Linked DNA regions of Mus musculus: region 1 is linked to region 2. A link is a loop called in an ENCODE intact Hi-C map of the cell type or tissue named here. Cell type or tissue: heart. All regions are shown on one strand.

Region 1 (8,000 bases), 460 kb after region 2:
ATTCAAATAAAGAAAACACCACAGTACTCCCTATGAGAGAAGAAAGCAGCCCAAGAACTATGTATATATCCAATTCATTCCAAACTTCTTCAGGAGAATTTTTAGAAGAGCGGCAAAGAAAAAAAATCAATTAGTTTGTGAGCTAAAGTTTCCAGTTTATGGGACAAGGTAAGACTTGCTCAAGATCGCCAAACTTAATGTAAGTAGGAAAACTCACAGTGTAATAACGGGTAGATCTCGTCCGGAGGAATATCAAAACGACTACATTTGGTCGCCAAAAAAATCTCTGCTTTTCCCAACTTCCTCTGCTACTCAGTGAGCTAAATCACTTAAGCACCAAGGACCAATTTAGGGAGGGGCGGCAAGTCTACATCTCCCTTTTCCCTTTAGATTTGTTGGCCAGCAGCCTGATCTTTCTTTCCTAATGGCATTTCGTTTCTAGGACAGTCCCTCCTCCCCGTATCTATCTGTCTAATTATCCCATTGTTCAAATCTTTCAAAAGGAAAACGCAGATAGCTCTATGCAAAGAACATTTTTTCTTTTACCCTGGTTCTTAGCCTTCCAGTAACTCACTCTTTCTTTCTCTGAAACCAGTGTCGCAGAGAGGAGATGGGGCTTAAAGTTCCAAAGTTCTCTTTCTTTCTCCCTGCTTATGCCACCCCAGTTCCTCCCCACTCCACCCACGCTCAATTATTTTTTAAATAGGTTGAAGCGCTTGCAAGAGTTTATTCTGTTTCTACCTCTGACCCAGACGTAGGACATAGAAAAGGTGTGTCTAGACAGGAGACAGGAAAAAGGGATGCTTGAGAACAACCAATATAAAAGAAAACTACTCTAACTGGGATTAAGTATTTTAAAGATTAACAAGGAGACTTTAAAATTCTGTCTTCTGCCTTATTTGTTCTTCTTAACACACATGTTTGGCGTAGCAGGCTCTATTCTAAACGCTTTTAATATATGCCCCTTGTTGATTAAAAAGCATTCAAACCAACTTTAAATCCGTGCGTGCTTTCTGAACGTCTCCTCCATATTCTTTTATGACACTGCATGGCAGTTAAGCCTTCAAAGACAAAATGGAAAAACTTTAACCAGTTGCTACTTTATTACAAGCAAACCATTTCCCGCTGCAATTTTTTGCAACCAGTATAATTAAATGCACTGGTGTAGTGAGAGAGAAAAAAATCTCTTAGGGTTGTGCCACCCCAGCTCCACACGCCTATAATGATTTCAGGTCTTGCTTCCGGCGTTTGGAAGATTCCATTAATTGTGTGCTCGCGTGGCAAACCTTAACTTCAAGGGGTGGGGGAGTGAAGCCATCACTAAGCGCTGGGAACTCTCGCTCCTGCCCCCTACTCTAGCTGAGAAAGCGAGGCCTGGAGAGCTCACACTCAGCTCAAACACTGGATAACCGCAGGGTGCAGGCCTGGATTGGACAGGGCCAGCAAGCCTCGGGCTGTCTGCTCTGTCCCTGAGGAAAAGCCATGCTGTCCGTGAGCACCCAGGTGCCCGCCCAGAGACTGAGTGCAGAGCTGGGAAGTTCGCCACCCACGGTTCTGCGGCCAAGCAGTGCTGACCCCATCCTGCCTCGCCAGGCCCCGCCCGGCCCCCGATGATCCTGTGATTTGCCTGGAGTTGAGTTTCAGAAGTCAGGACAGAAAGTTTCAGATTTCTGTTCACACGGTTATTGAAGACACCGCGGTGAGGACCGCACAAAAGAGGCCAGGGCCTGTAGGGAAGGGGTTTTGTGTTTTAACGACACGCTGGCTGCAGATCCTTGGCGTTACTCCGGCTCCTTCCCACTCCCCATCAACCCAATCTGCGCCCAGTCCAGTCAGTCTTTTGCTGTCTCTTTTTCTCTTGTCCTTTCCCGCTGCACCGGTCTAGTGTAACCAAGGAATGGAGTTTGGAAAGGGTGCCTTAGTCAGATTTCCAGAAAGATAATTATCTGTGTAAGGTGGAGGGTCTCGGTGATTGATGGATGTCTTCTTTTCTCAAAGGCCTTTTTCCACCAAGCACAAAGAGCACCATGTGGAGTCTCTAGACCTCCACTAACCCACCCAGCGCTACAGCGCCAGATGGTCTAGCTCACGCCAGACTCCCCGAGACTGTCTTGCTCACTTCCTGAGCGCGCGGAAAAGTCGGCAGAGCCTGCTAAAAAATCCCCACAGTATGCAGAGAGAGACAGAGACTTAAAAACGGAGTCTGAACACCACACCTGGAGTTTACACAATCCATGCTGTACGTGCACTAAGAACTAGCGATCTGGGCAAACTTTACAAAACAAATACAGTGTACAAGTAAATACAAATCCTCTCCCCGGATGCTAAAGAACTCCGTGGCTGCACACACCGGAGAAACTGGAGGGATGACTGGGACATTTAATTTGGATAATCCAAATCCGAGAACTTTGAACTCGAAAACCTACTCAGATTTGTGTCCTACAATCCCTCTTCCCATCAGTAGGAAGACCACTCAAGCCTGCCATTTACCGAGATAGTTACACCCCCTCCCTCCAGTTTCTGTGTCCAGAGATACAAAGGAAGTAACCAGAGGTGACTAATCCAACAATGCACGGGGACAACCTCCTGCAGTTAGGCACCTGGACCGGTGAGCGGGCGTCCTTTATCTGACCACAACCTAGAGGCTGGGGAGCTGGCAGGGTGAAAAAAAAAAAAAAAAAACTTTGACTTAAAGCTTTCAAAATCCCCTGAGGGTCAACATGACCGCTCCGGTCAGCCACTCAGCAGCTTGATCCAGAAGAGGGACAGCCCAGAGGGGTGGGTCGCCGAGCCTAGCACTCCCACCCTAGACGTCACACACGCTCACTCGCACTCAGCCACGCGCTAGCGGTTATTCTTTAAACCGAGGGTAGAAACTCGGCGGGAGAGATCACGGCTTGCAGGTGATGGCCCAAAACCCAGGAGCCCTCGCCCGACACGCCCGCCCCATGCGCTCTCGCGCCTGCGCCCGCTCCCGCCGCCGGCGGTCAACCCCAGCGCTCCACTCCCGGCTCCCAGGTGCGCGGTGGCATTCCCACGCCTCTGCCAACGCCTCTCGGCAGCCATTGGCCAGCGCGGGTCCGCCCCTCCATATTAACCAATAGAAAGCCACACCGTCCCAGGGAGGCGGGGCCTGGAGAGTGGCCAGGGCGGGCACACGAAGAAGCGGAGGGGCCCCGCCCGCGCTGGGGGGCGTGGCCAGTACCGGGTCTTGCGCCCTGGCTGGGCTGCAGCGTGGGAAAGAACCTCCAGGAGCCGACCGCGCCGCCGAGGGAGCGGCGCCTGCAGAAGCCGGGCAGGGAGGGAGGGAGGAAGCCCGCGGGGAGCGCGCTGCGTTCCGCTAGGCGACAGTAGCTGCTCCTCCTTCGTCGCGATGAAGCGCCCTTGTGAGGAAACGACCTCCGAAAGCGACCTGGACGAGACCATCGACGTGGGGAGCGAGAACAATTACCCTGGGTGAGCGCGGAAAAGCGGGAGGGTGTCCGGGGAGCTTCGGGTGGAGAGGAGACCGTTTTCCCCGGGAAGCGGGTGCTAGAGTCGGGTGGGGCGAGAGATGGAGTTCACACTAGGCGTGGGAGCGACTGGAAGGGAGCTGGACTGGAGCGTGCAGGAGATGGCGAGGGAGGGTCCAGGGCTGTCAGCACAGGACACGCATACTGGCACGTCCGGGCGACGCCCCCGGTACTGGAACTGTATTTAGGGACAGTTCCAAAATAGGTCAGGAGAAAAGAAAAACAACTGGATTTCTGTTTTGAGAGAAACTGGGATCGCGACTTGAGTTTTTGAGGAGGTAAAGCATCTGAGCTAAACAGGCTGAGCTGCGCAGGTCGACAGAGGGTGATCTGGCTGACCCACCCATGAGTGACAGATATAAGGAGCAGATGAGACAGCATTGCTTTGCCTGCTTGTCCTTTAGTCTCCAGGAGATCAAGGTTCTGATCACAGAAGACAGACCTCCTGTTTCCTGTGACAGCAAGATTACCCAACCATTTTAGAGGCGGGGGGGGGTCAAATGATAATTGCTTCTAATTGGCTTGCCCAGAAGCACCTTATTTATTTATTTGCAGCTGTCACTCAAAGAGTGAAATCCTTCCCGCATATAGAAAACTGGATTTATTTCACGGGCTTATTTTAAGACGTAGAAATCAAAGCCGGAAAAATAGCTAAAGCAAAAACGATGCTTATGAGACAGTTTACCAACTCTCTCATTGTTAAAGTATTAAAAAAAAAAATGAAACCGTAGGCTGTCACTAGAAGGGGTGAGGAAGGAGTCAGTTGATTTCGAATTAAGACCCAGAAGTGAGCCGAAGGGGTGGTAATAGAACTTCTCAAAACTAGAGAGGACCTGGAGAGTTTAAGACACTAAAGAAGCATAGTACCTGTGAATTTCAAAGTGACAGAAAGTCCTAGGAGAGTATACATTAATGGACCAACTACACCACCAAATAATCACTTGATTGAACCTTGCAGTCTAAAAATACCTTTTAGTAAACTCAAGGTGAATTGCAGCTTCTCGAGATATCAGCTTGGTTTTAAGGCTGGTGGCACAGTTTCATTTTCAAAGTTAAAGCATGAAAAGTGCAAAAACTAAATTTCAACTTTCCACCCAATGATATGGTTAGGATATTCTTTTAGAGGATCAATATGCAAAACTTACAATCTGTTCTTTTTAGGCTATCCAATAAGGTTTGGGGATAGTAGGAGAATTAGGTTTTTGTTTTAAAAGTCGCATATAGAGACACATTCGACATGTGCTGCTCTTGAACGTTCAGTATGTCTGGCAGAAGAGAATGGGAGTACACATCCAGATGGGTTGGTGACTTTTGAGAAATACATGAGAGAAATAGGACACACTAATCCCCCGACCTGTCACCCTAACTGGCTATCATTTCATTAGAGAACTCAAAAGTTCAGGTTCATTTTTGCCACTTGAATGGGCAGCATAGCATTTCGAAAATCATGTTTACTTATTCAGTGTGCGTGTCCGGCTAGGTGCATGTCACTGTCACCGTCACTTCTGTTTGTGGAGGTGCAAGTGGTTCTTCCCCATGCATCCTGTGGGCCCAAAGGACTGGAGCTCATGCCAGATCATCACACTTTGTGGCCAACTGCCTTTACTTGCTAAGCTGTCTCAAGGCCTCAACAGCATTGTTAAGGCATAATTATTATCTGGAAACTAAAATAAAGCCTCCAAATAGCATAGATATGAAAAAAGTCAACAGACAGAAAAAAGTAATATAATGCGCAGTCAGTCAGAATATTATTGGGTGCCATGAACTGGGGCAGGGAAGGGGCCTATGACCTTGATACAGCACCTGACTTGTCTTCCTCCTTCACAGGCACGCTACAAGCTCAGTGATGAGGTCCAATTCACCGACAACTACCTCTCAGATTATGGCAAGAAAGAAAAGGAGAGGGGTAGGTGACACCCCCCCCCTTGTGTCATGTAATTAAGCATGTGTATCACTGTTGTTATTTTCTTACTTGGATAATTTTTCTGTATGTGTACTGTACCCTTAGATTTTTGTTTTGCTTTCCTTGGGCTAGATCATAGAAAAAAGGCGTCGGGATCGAATAAATAACAGTTTATCTGAATTGAGAAGACTAGTGCCAACAGCTTTTGAAAAACAAGTAAGTTATCCCCCCCCCAAAAAAAAAAACCAGCTCAAAGCATCTGACTTTCTCATCTGGGACTGTAGATTCTTCTTGAAGATCATTAAAATAATGGTGTGTGCTCTGCACACTCTGATCCGGCGTAGAAGAGCTATTTCAATAAAATGCTTTGTTGTGGCAGAACTATTAAAAACATAATCCATCATGAAGTCGAAGACATTTCCATTCTTTAGCTTATTTTCCCCTTAAGGGTAATTGTGTTCCTGCTTTCTCTGTTCTTTCCATGAAGCCAGCAGGGGTTTTGCTTAAAACTGTGCTGTATATGGTATTCTTGAAAACAAAAGTTTTGTGTGTGAAATATCATTTTTCCCTCAAACTTTCAAAGTACTATTTAAAAAAAAAAATCAAAGTTAAGGAACTAAGGCTTCTATTTTGGTTTCCTAAATTATAATAATACAGCTTATTTAGAAAGCTACTTTTGTTTTTAATTCTTGGGTTAATAGAACATTATATTTGATTTAGGATATAATTTGGAAGTTTGGTAAAAAAAATCAAATTAGTCATAAATATTGCTTTTCAAAGTTCAGGTATTCTTTTACATTAAAAAAAAGGGAAAGGTGATTGCCATTTGAAAATTAGAAAACAAACAGTTACACTTCCCTTTGTGGTTATGGATTTGTGTCTCTTGTTCTGCCGCTGTGGCTGATGCAAAGGCTTCTAAGAGCACATTTCCAAGGATGTGGCCATTTCTGTGCTGAAAATGTTATCAGTTGACTTCCAAATTGGGTGTTGGCTGTTTATGCCACTTTTGTCGGTTTGTTTACTTCGTGATTCTGCAAACATTGTAAAGCAAGCTCCACAGAGAGCTTTTGGAGGCCATCCAGGGCCACCGTTGGCTGCTTTCACAGCAGCTCCCGAGACATCTTCATGGACATGGTGAACAAGGAGAAGTACGGGCATGATATGCTACTGTTGACTCTGTGTATTTAAGACTGAGAAGAAATAGACACAAACTCTGCACTTCGTATGCCACGTCTGTCTTTGATAACTTACTATAAATTATGCTTTGGATTAATGCGCTGCAAATGAAGAGAAGATGACCTATGTTGTTTGTTTGTTGTGCTTTTCTGAGTACTTTTTTGAGTACTGAAATATCTGCAATATGACACTGAGAAGCAGTCACTCTGTGATCTTTTTCCTTAGTCTTGGTTTGTTCGGCTCTTTTCTTAAATATTGACTTAAATCTTAAGAGCACGCCTCAGTCATTGGGCAGCTAGTTACTGTAAACACAAACTTTCCCATTTACAGAGTCTGGCTGCCAACCCCAGTGAGCTGGCCCTGCCACGATTAGAGGAGAATACTCTTTAGAGCTGCTGAAGAACGGACACTCCTGCTATTTACTATTTGCTGATAATTTTTTTAAGTGTAGTGAAAAAAAATATTGGTTTAATTATTCAGCTCCTCTAGGAAGTTAGTTAGAAGCCACCAAGACCCAAGTTACTATCAGTGGGGCATTTCTTTCATTTGGTTTCTAACTTTTGCTTTATTTAAGAAGAGGAGCAATGAAAATGTATTTGCAAGACTTTGTTTTTTGTAGGGTTTTATAAGGTTTTTTTTTTCTTCCAATAATTTACTTTTTTTTTATTCACTTACATCCCGATCACAGTCCCATCCTTCCTCTTTTCCCAGTCCTACCTTAAAATCCCCCCATTGTCCCCTCCCCTTCTCCTCAGTAAAAGAGAGCCCGTCCTGAGAAATCTAGTCCTAGCAGGACTAAGCAATGCTCTCTCCCACTGAGGCACAACCAGGCAGTCCAGGTAGGGAAAGGGGATCTAATGGCAGGGAACAGAGATGAAGACAGCCCCCTCCACCTGTTAGGGGACCCACATGAAGCTGCACATTTACCACAGGAATATTTAAGAATGGTTTCAAATGGTTGGTAAATCCTTAGGCACAAAAGATGCTCCTTAAGTGAACTGCAAATTAATTGGTCCTTTCTGTTTGTGATCCTAGAATACACAGTGACACCTGCTGGTGACCTTGAACGTCTTTCCTAGGTCATTTCCTTTACTGGTTTATCTTAAAGACTTACTGGGATTTTTCTACTTTTGAACATTCTACTTTTGATGCTTTGTTAAAACACTATATCCATATCCTCAAGAATTAATATTCAACTGTTTAACTGCTGCAAACTTCAATAGTAATGACTATAAAATGTCTCTTAAGAAAATGTATCATTAATGAAGGCAGAGTTCAAAGTTCAAGAGCTTTTCAGCTGGCATAGTATTTGTAGGATGATTTTAGGAACACAATTGCTCCTACTATTTATTTAGTAAATCATTTCTTTGATGCCTTGTTCTGGTCTTTGCAAGTTAATGCCATCAGCT
Region 2 (8,000 bases):
TTCCTCTCTGATGACTCTAGCTTGTATCAAGGTGACACAAAAAGCAGCCAGTACAGTCCCGATGCTTCAAGTTATAACCATTATTCACAGCCAGGCCTTGCACTTCAGAGGTAAGGAGCGAAAGGTTCTGCAGGTGTAGAGGGACAACTGTCATATGTAGAATACGTTATATCAAATGAGAAAACTTTCCAAATAACATTTGCTCAATTTCAATAATTTGGAGTGTTTCTTCCTTGCCTCCAAGTAAAGGAGATGCAGTGATTTTTGCTATTTTAGGGCATTTCTCAGTGACTAAAGGGTAGACCTTTGATAAAAAAGTAGGTCTGTGAGCAAAGTTTTGTAGCAAACCTTAATTATCCCAGAGGCCAAAATTCCAGGAACTTTATGAATTTTTAATGGTGTGGAACTTACAGTATTTAAAAAGTAGAAAAAGCTTAAAACAGGAAAACCAAGGGAAATGTAAATTTGGAGCTTCCAGTTTGCAAAATCATCAAAGCAAAATCCTAATTGGATTTGGCCTGACAAGGTACTTGGCACTTACTGCTCTTCTGGTTTGGTGTCCACATCAATATCTTATAAGAACATAAAAAGCAAACCACATCAGCTCACTAGCCAAGAGCTGAAGTCATAGGATAAAGAGAGGTGAGCCAGAGCGCAGGACCACAAGGATCAAAAGTATTGGCCAGTGAACACCACAGCTGTAGCAAGACAGACTGACACAGGGAAATTGGACACATGGAGTTCCTACTAAAACTACAGACCCGGGAGAAGCCCTACACTCAATCCTAGAACCACACTAAGCAATAATCGGCTCCACTTGCCCACTCAAACCAATAGAACCTACACAGGGTCATAACATTAAAAGTCGAAAGGATCTGAGCAGTTCCTTTTGAGTTACTGAAGAGGGAAAGTGTGCTCAAGGGAGTGTGTATAAGATGTATCTGTGTAATGAGGACTATGTTTGTGCCAGGCACTTTGCTGGAGGATCCAGTAGAACAGGGAGGTTGCTGTGATGCTGTGCCTCCTAGAAATGTCAGAAGCTACACCCATAAAGTCTCACCAAGATGGATGACCAAGTGTGAGTGGAATGAGCACAATACCAATAGACATGCTATTGTGAAAGGGGAAAGCCCATGAGACCTCAACCCTAGACAAAGAACTACAGGCAAGTAAGGGATGCTGAGATCTGGAGAAGCAGTCTTCCCCACGGAAGAGCACACCAACTTGTCATTCAACATCAAATGGTTAGCCTGGAAAGCATACACATACAAGTAACATTATACAGATTGAGCAGGTTGTATGTATGTTTTTAGACATACACACACACATACACACACACACACACACACAAACACACCATTACCATCAGAAGCAGCAGCAGCAGTTAAAGAAAAAGGGATCAAAATAAGTTTGAAAGAAAGCAAAGGGGGTGGTATGTGGGAGAGCTTGGAGGTAGAAAAGGCATGGGGGAAATGATATAATTATAGATAGATACATAGATAGATAGATAGATAGATAGATAGATAGATAGACAGATTCCTTCACTGCTGTACCCATAGTTTAGCCCCATAGAAGATTCCTTATTAAGATCCTTTCCCAGGTGTGGAAATCAAGGCTATCACAGTAGGTCATAGTGCAATGTATTACTTAAAGGTTTGTGGCACTGCTGGCGTATATACCTGCAGCACAGGCAATCACGCAAGACTTTCAATGGACAGATATGGAATCTGTAATACAAGATCAGGCTAACAAACTACTATGTTACTGGATTGTAGGCTTAGCATACTGCCGTGTGCTTTATCGTTCATGTATCTCCTTCTACAAATAAAAAAATGTTTACCACAAAAATGTATACCATGAATTGCCAGGAGAGCCTCCTACATCAATTCATTGTATGATGAGGATTGTAGCTTGTACCACCTAGAACTTTCTTAGGAATACAAAGGCACATCTGTGTCATGAATATTTGGTCCATCATAGTCAGAAAGACAAATCTTTAAGTTCATAAGTGCTATCAAGTCAAATCTGTTCCCTTTTTGATGGACAGTCCTATCCTTTCAAAGTATGAATCATCCCTAAAGCTTAGGAAACCAGTGGCTAACTATGAAGTCACAGAAAATTTCTCCAACGTTTCTTGGGAAGTTTTATCATGTTGATACAACACATACCATGTCTTGGATTCTCAGAATCTAGAATATTGCAGAGCAGCCCTCTACATTCAGTGAGAATAAAGTGCTGGGATAAATGTATTGGAGGGAAAGAATCATCTTGGCCAAAGGCCAAGTCATCAGTATTTTCAGAGTGGCCCAAAAAGGGAGCTTAAAGATACAAATGTAACCAAATGTAATGGATAAACCCAATCATTTCTCTAAGAATATGTGGTTGGGTTTCTGCCCATCATAGTGATGCAGGATGTTGACACCATGGTTCTCTTCTCCCATCCCTTGTGATACTGCGGATGCAGGAAGTAGGAGACAAAGCATGCCAGACTTCCATATCAGTCCTCCCTGATATCCAAGGCCACTCCCCATCTCAGCCAATGCCACAGCTGAGTAACATCTGTTCTTAACTTTCTGCCTCTCTGAATTCTCTCTTTCCACTGGAGCTTTTACATTTCCTATAGAAGCAGGAGTCAATGGGCCTTTACATGTTTCAGCTGTTTCTAATTCTCTCCCAGGCCCACTCTCTCCCAATAAATGACACATTGTAGAAGGTGTTTTACAACCTGACTTGCTAATAGATCCAGACCTCTCTTGCAACAAAACCAAACAAAGGAATTAAAGCTTAAAACACAAAGTCACAGAAACACAAGAGAGATAAATGTAGAGTTATTTAAAACTTGTGAAAGGAGTCAGAATAATGTGGAAATAAATAATATGGAAAGTACCTTTTAACTCTAGAAGTCTAACCTTGCAAGAGAATGTCCTCGCACTGGACGATCACACTGCTTTCCACAGGCTTTTCCTCCTCCTGCTATATACACTTTATCTTTATGGATTCCATTACAGACCTGTGAGAAAATACTATAGTGATAACTAAATCTACCCACTTTCTCATCCTTGGGCATTCAAGACTGAATCATCCATTGGTAAACCACTTATAAGTTCCTTCTATAACAAAATTAAGCTAGAGAGGTCACAGGTGTCCTTAGGTAGAGGTGGGGCTCACCATTAGATTAACAATTCTTCCTTAAACTTCCGTAACAATGCTCCCCCTTTTAGATTGTTTAAATTTGCAAATTTTCAAAAGAATATCATTATTTTGTAACATTGAGGTTGATTAATACATTAATCGGTCACTGACCAACAAGTATGCATAGAGATGATCTAACATTAAAGGTAATAGGAAAGCTATATAGGTCAGCAATTTTCAGCCTATGGGTCCTGATCACCCCGTCATGGATCACATACCAGATATCCTGCATATCAGGTATTTACATTATGATTCATAATAGTTGCAAAGCTACAGTTATGAAGTAGGAGCAAAGTAATTTTATGGTTTGGGGTTACCATAACATAAAGAACTGTTTTGTAAAGGGTCGCAGCATTAGGGAGGTTGTGAACCAATGTTGATGACTGTATTGTGATTGCTGTCCACGGTTCCCCTCAAGCTGGGGAGGAAGAGATGGATTTGGGAAGAAGTCGTGCACTGGAAAGAGGAGAGGGCTATCTGGCAATTTTCAGGGCAACACCAAGAAACTACATGTAGTTTTGAGAGTCAACCACCAGGTGGCACTATGTCATCACCATTGCCTTCTCAGCTCTGGAGCATGAATATATTAAATGTCCTGTTTCCTAACTGGATTGAGTAAATATTTATACTCTCACTATTTCTGCTTCTGTCCTTCTTCCTTTGTCACTCTCCCATCATTCTTCTTACCTATCACCTGTAATGGTAACAGCACTCCCATGTGATTATATTTAGAAAAAGTATACGAATGCCTAGAGTACCAGGAGTATATTCTAACGTCCTTACAAATGGTCTTTTCAAGTAGTTACAGGGTTGAAGAAGCCTTTGTGGTGATTTATGTTCATATAGAAATCAGTAAGTATAGGATACTGCATATAATAAAGGTCAAAATTTTATTTGGATACAGACTAAGACATCACAATACGTTTTCAAATAGCCACATTTTTATTCTGGTAATCTCAAAATTATAAAATGAAGAGAACCCTTGTTACATGGGGAGAAATGTCATTCTACCAGAGGCCTCCAGGGTGGAAGTCATTTGCTGGGATGTGAGTGAAAGAGCTACACGGAGTCACTGCTTAACTGTGAAGCACAGATTCCTTGCTCTAAGTAAGAGAGGCCCAGCAGAATTCTAAACATATTTAAAACAACAAGGAATTCTTCACAGCCTGAATCAAGTTTGGAAACTTATTCTATAAAGCATCCAAAAAAATGTCATGATTAATCCAGACTAAAAAGTATCCTTATCAGGTATTGTTTTTAAAAATGGATTTCATTGATAGTGAAAATATAGAAAAACCAGGCTAATGCTTTTTAATTCCAAGAGATAGCCACATTTGGGGATCTTCATTAAAAAACGATGCTGTGGAGTCTCAGGAGTGACTCTAGTGTGCTGCATGAAAGGAAGTATTTTGAGTGGTCTGACCTTCACTGGCAACACTAGAGTCTTGCTGAGAGATGGCACCCTTGACCAAAAGATCATTATACCAAAGCTGAGTAGCCAACTTTCTGGCGGGCCCTGAATTCTTCCTGCACTACTTTATTTCTTCTTTTTAAGGGGTGGCATATGTTCATGAATGTAAATAAAGTCACAAAATATCCATTTGGATGACAAAGCCAATTTAGAAATAAAATGGAGGACACTGAGGACTCTTAAAGAGATTTCTAGCATTTTGAGAAATAACTGCAATTCTCTGATGTGCCTTAGTTTAGTGGACTTTGTAATTTAGATTCTAAATTGTTGTGATAAGTAGGTAGGATTAAAGCAAGGTGGTGTCTTTAGGCAGAAGGAATTCACTCTCAAGAACCTAAGAGCCATAGCCCTGGGGCAGCAAATACCTTATAGTGCTTCAAGTTCTCAGAGAGCTTTCAGAGAAGTAACCAATCACAATAATAAAACCCAAAACAAAGTATAAAACTCAACTTTGGGCCTAACGAGACATCGTTCAACTTTAATACAGAATCCTCAGAAAGAGAGCAGAGTATGAGGATTCTTTATTCTAAATTGATGCTGTGGAAGGCATCTGAGACCATGAGGTAAGGAAAGGAACCTCTTCATGGTAATGAAATAGACAGCGCTGCAATTTTCCTTAGACTCAGAGTCTGGTCATCCCTCCAGGGGATGACACAGCATCCTAAGTGCTCACAAGCTTCCAGAGATGGAGTGCTCACATCTGCCATGCTGTCCCCTGCCTGGGCCTGACTATGCTCTTATTACATTCATCTAATTATGGTGAAATAAAATTTGTTTCCCTACATCTTTTTTCCTGAATTAAAAAGCAAATCAGCAACAACAACAACAAAAACCTTGTGAACAAAACAAGATTTCAAGAACTTTGGAGCATCTGCCATGTAGTAAACCTGCTCACGTGTTAGGAATAAGAAGGTCAAGAGATTATATGGAGTTTGGCCACTTTTGTGGAATTTATAATCTAATTCTATAGATTGCTCACTTATTTTCTTCTCTAAGAAATAAGCTATGCTCTACCGAACACTGGCATTCTACTGTAGCCCTATTAGCAGCGAAAGGAACTGTAACCTTGACAAGACATCAAGTGACAACTTAACCACCATATGTTTAATTGCCATGTCCCTCGTGGCTCTAAATTTGCAGAGCCAAGACTGCAAGTCTGGTTTCAGCAGGATGCAGGTCCAATAGCTGAAGACCATTTGGAGAAATTCTCCCACTACAATCTATGCCCCTTTGGGCTTTATAAATGTGCCACAGAATGCAAACTTGGACACTCATATTCTGAATAAAGGATGGCCTCCTGAAAAGCTATTGATAGCAGCGGGAAACATATTTGTGGGTTAGTGGAACTGAGTCCATGAACCAGAACTTGTTGAGACAGCCAGAGGTGAGAGCCAGGAGAACTGAGCTACAAGAACAGCGTGGGTTCCCCACTAAAATGTGGGCTAAGGTGAGCAAGCAAAAGCACGAGGAAGGTGGAGAAGAGAGGGGAGAGAGGGTAGACTGCCCCTTCCTGTCATTTTTTTTTTTCATTATAAGACACGGCAATAAATTGTTCGTTGAGGAAGTTGCAAAGAACTTAGAAAAGAGGATATTCTGTACTGATTGTCAAAACTCAAGATTTAAGGAAAGAGGCAGAGAGAGACAAAGAAAAGCTGAGATAAAAATCATTGTGGGGGGGGGGCGAGGGGGAAGGCAAGAGCTGGAATGCTTATAATGCAAAGAGACAGTTGCATTAAAGGATTAGGCCCCATGGCCTGATTAACATCATTTGATCTTCTGCTATTGAAAAGACCCAGTGTGCTTTCAAAGGCAGTGGGCTTTTTAAATAAAACCAGGAGTCTGGTTTAGAAGAGACAGCAACTCAGTTTTTGGTTACTGACCCTTCTTTTTCTTTTCTTTTCTCTTTTTGGTTCTACCTGTTTCAATGTGTTTAGTACCCTGCTCTCTGCCAGTAGGGTCTGCATCTAATTCTTCAAATTTGGGATCTGCAAGATTTAATATGATTAAGGCAAACACATAAATGTTTTATGACCTATCTTGGTCGTATCAGAGTGCGACCCCTTACTTGGGAGTGCATTCTATTTTATTTCTGATTTTTACCTATAAAAATACTTTCTTCCCCTCTCTCTGCTATTTAGCCAATAAAAAGCAAAATTTCTGTGAGATGGGTTAGCACACCACAATACAACACGTTCTATCTTCCTTCTGGGTTCTTATTCAAATTATGGTGTAACTCATGCTTTCCCTGAACTTGAGTGGTCTTTGGCAGGCCAAATTCTCCATCAACCAGCTTGGTGTAGCATATGGTTCAGAGAGTCAAAGCAGCTTTACCTTCATGCTTTTATGTCAGGGTGGCCAGGCTCTGAGGTGGGGAGGGTTTCTGGTTGTTTCAGAAAACCAAACATGCTCCTAACTGGTTGAGTCTCTGTGATCCATTCAACCCCCGAATCTCTGCCAAATCAGCTAACAAAGGTCGATTGTAATCTTGACGGTTTTCCCAGCAATGACTGGACAGGGGCAGACCAGCAACCAGAGCACTGCAAGTCTGTTGTTCACAGTGAGACCATGAATGGAAACGCATCAGTGGCAAGAATCCCACATCTGAACTCTGGCCAAGTACTCTCCTTGTAAGAGGGTTCCTTCTAGACCTGGTAAAGCTCATATCTATCGTTTGTTTGTTTGTTTGGTTGGTTGGTTTTTAGTACAATTACCTTGGGTAGTACTCCTCATTGAAAGCTACTGGGTTAGGGTTGTCCTTTGGAAAAAAAAAAAGCATATGACATGCAGTGCTTTGGGAAATTGGAGGTTTCATAAAAATGAAGCACAGTGAATCTATAAAACTAAGTTGAGATAAGGTCTGAAGAGGTTACTTGGTCATTCCAGCTAGCTGCAAGGATGAAGAGTTTGAACCTGAATTTGTAAATACAGATTCCTTTGTCATTAAGTGGGACTGCTTAAACACAATTTAAACATCTCCACGTGCAACTTGAAGGCTTCCTTTCTGAAAGGAGACAGTGACATCTCAAATGCTGATTTAAAAATAGCAGTAAGCTGGCAAAATGTCAGACATAAAGTCCAAGGTATTTATCATTGCTGGAAAGTCAGGCAACACTTAACACATTCAACTGAGGAGCATAAGGTGATAATTCACGCATTCATTGCTTTTCACAAGCAATTCACATGGTCAGGATATCACACTTACCTATTTACTAAAAGGGAGTTGTCAGTTGTCATGTGGCTGGAAAGGGATAATGTGGGGCTGAGATGTTTAAATTAGATCCAACGTTTTAAAAAGCAACCTGACAAAAATCTCAATAATCTGTCTCTTTGACTGAGT

Evidence for each region. Hi-C counts contacts between places; a loop is a spot of excess contacts. Peaks named below come from ENCODE experiments on the same cell type or tissue, not always from the same donor. Only the 100,000 strongest peaks of a DNase experiment are listed, where the experiment ranks them.
Region 1: a loop joins it to region 2, with 4 times the contacts of the local background. A loop is called at or near these places in 19 of 42 quality-filtered maps.

The regions. Positions count from the first base shown.
Region 1 is chr10:30,838,022-30,846,021 of GRCm38, reverse strand. It overlaps Hey2 (hairy/enhancer-of-split related with YRPW motif 2), which reads left to right and starts at 3,239. Exons shown (of 5, transcript NM_013904.1): 1 at 3,239-3,456; 2 at 5,340-5,418; 3 at 5,548-5,631. The coding sequence starts at 3,374. In heart, CTCF peaks have their summits at 3,319 and 7,652 (motif pointing left); DNase peaks (open chromatin) are centred at 1,481 and 3,151; H3K4me3 peaks cover 6,937 bases; H3K27ac peaks cover 6,040 bases.
Region 2 is chr10:31,295,101-31,303,100 of GRCm38, reverse strand. No RefSeq gene overlaps it. Among named protein-coding and RNA genes, the nearest start is that of Hddc2, 14 kb to the left of the region's middle. In heart, a CTCF peak has its summit at 3,727 (motif pointing right); no DNase peak of the experiment used is centred here; H3K27ac peaks cover 846 bases.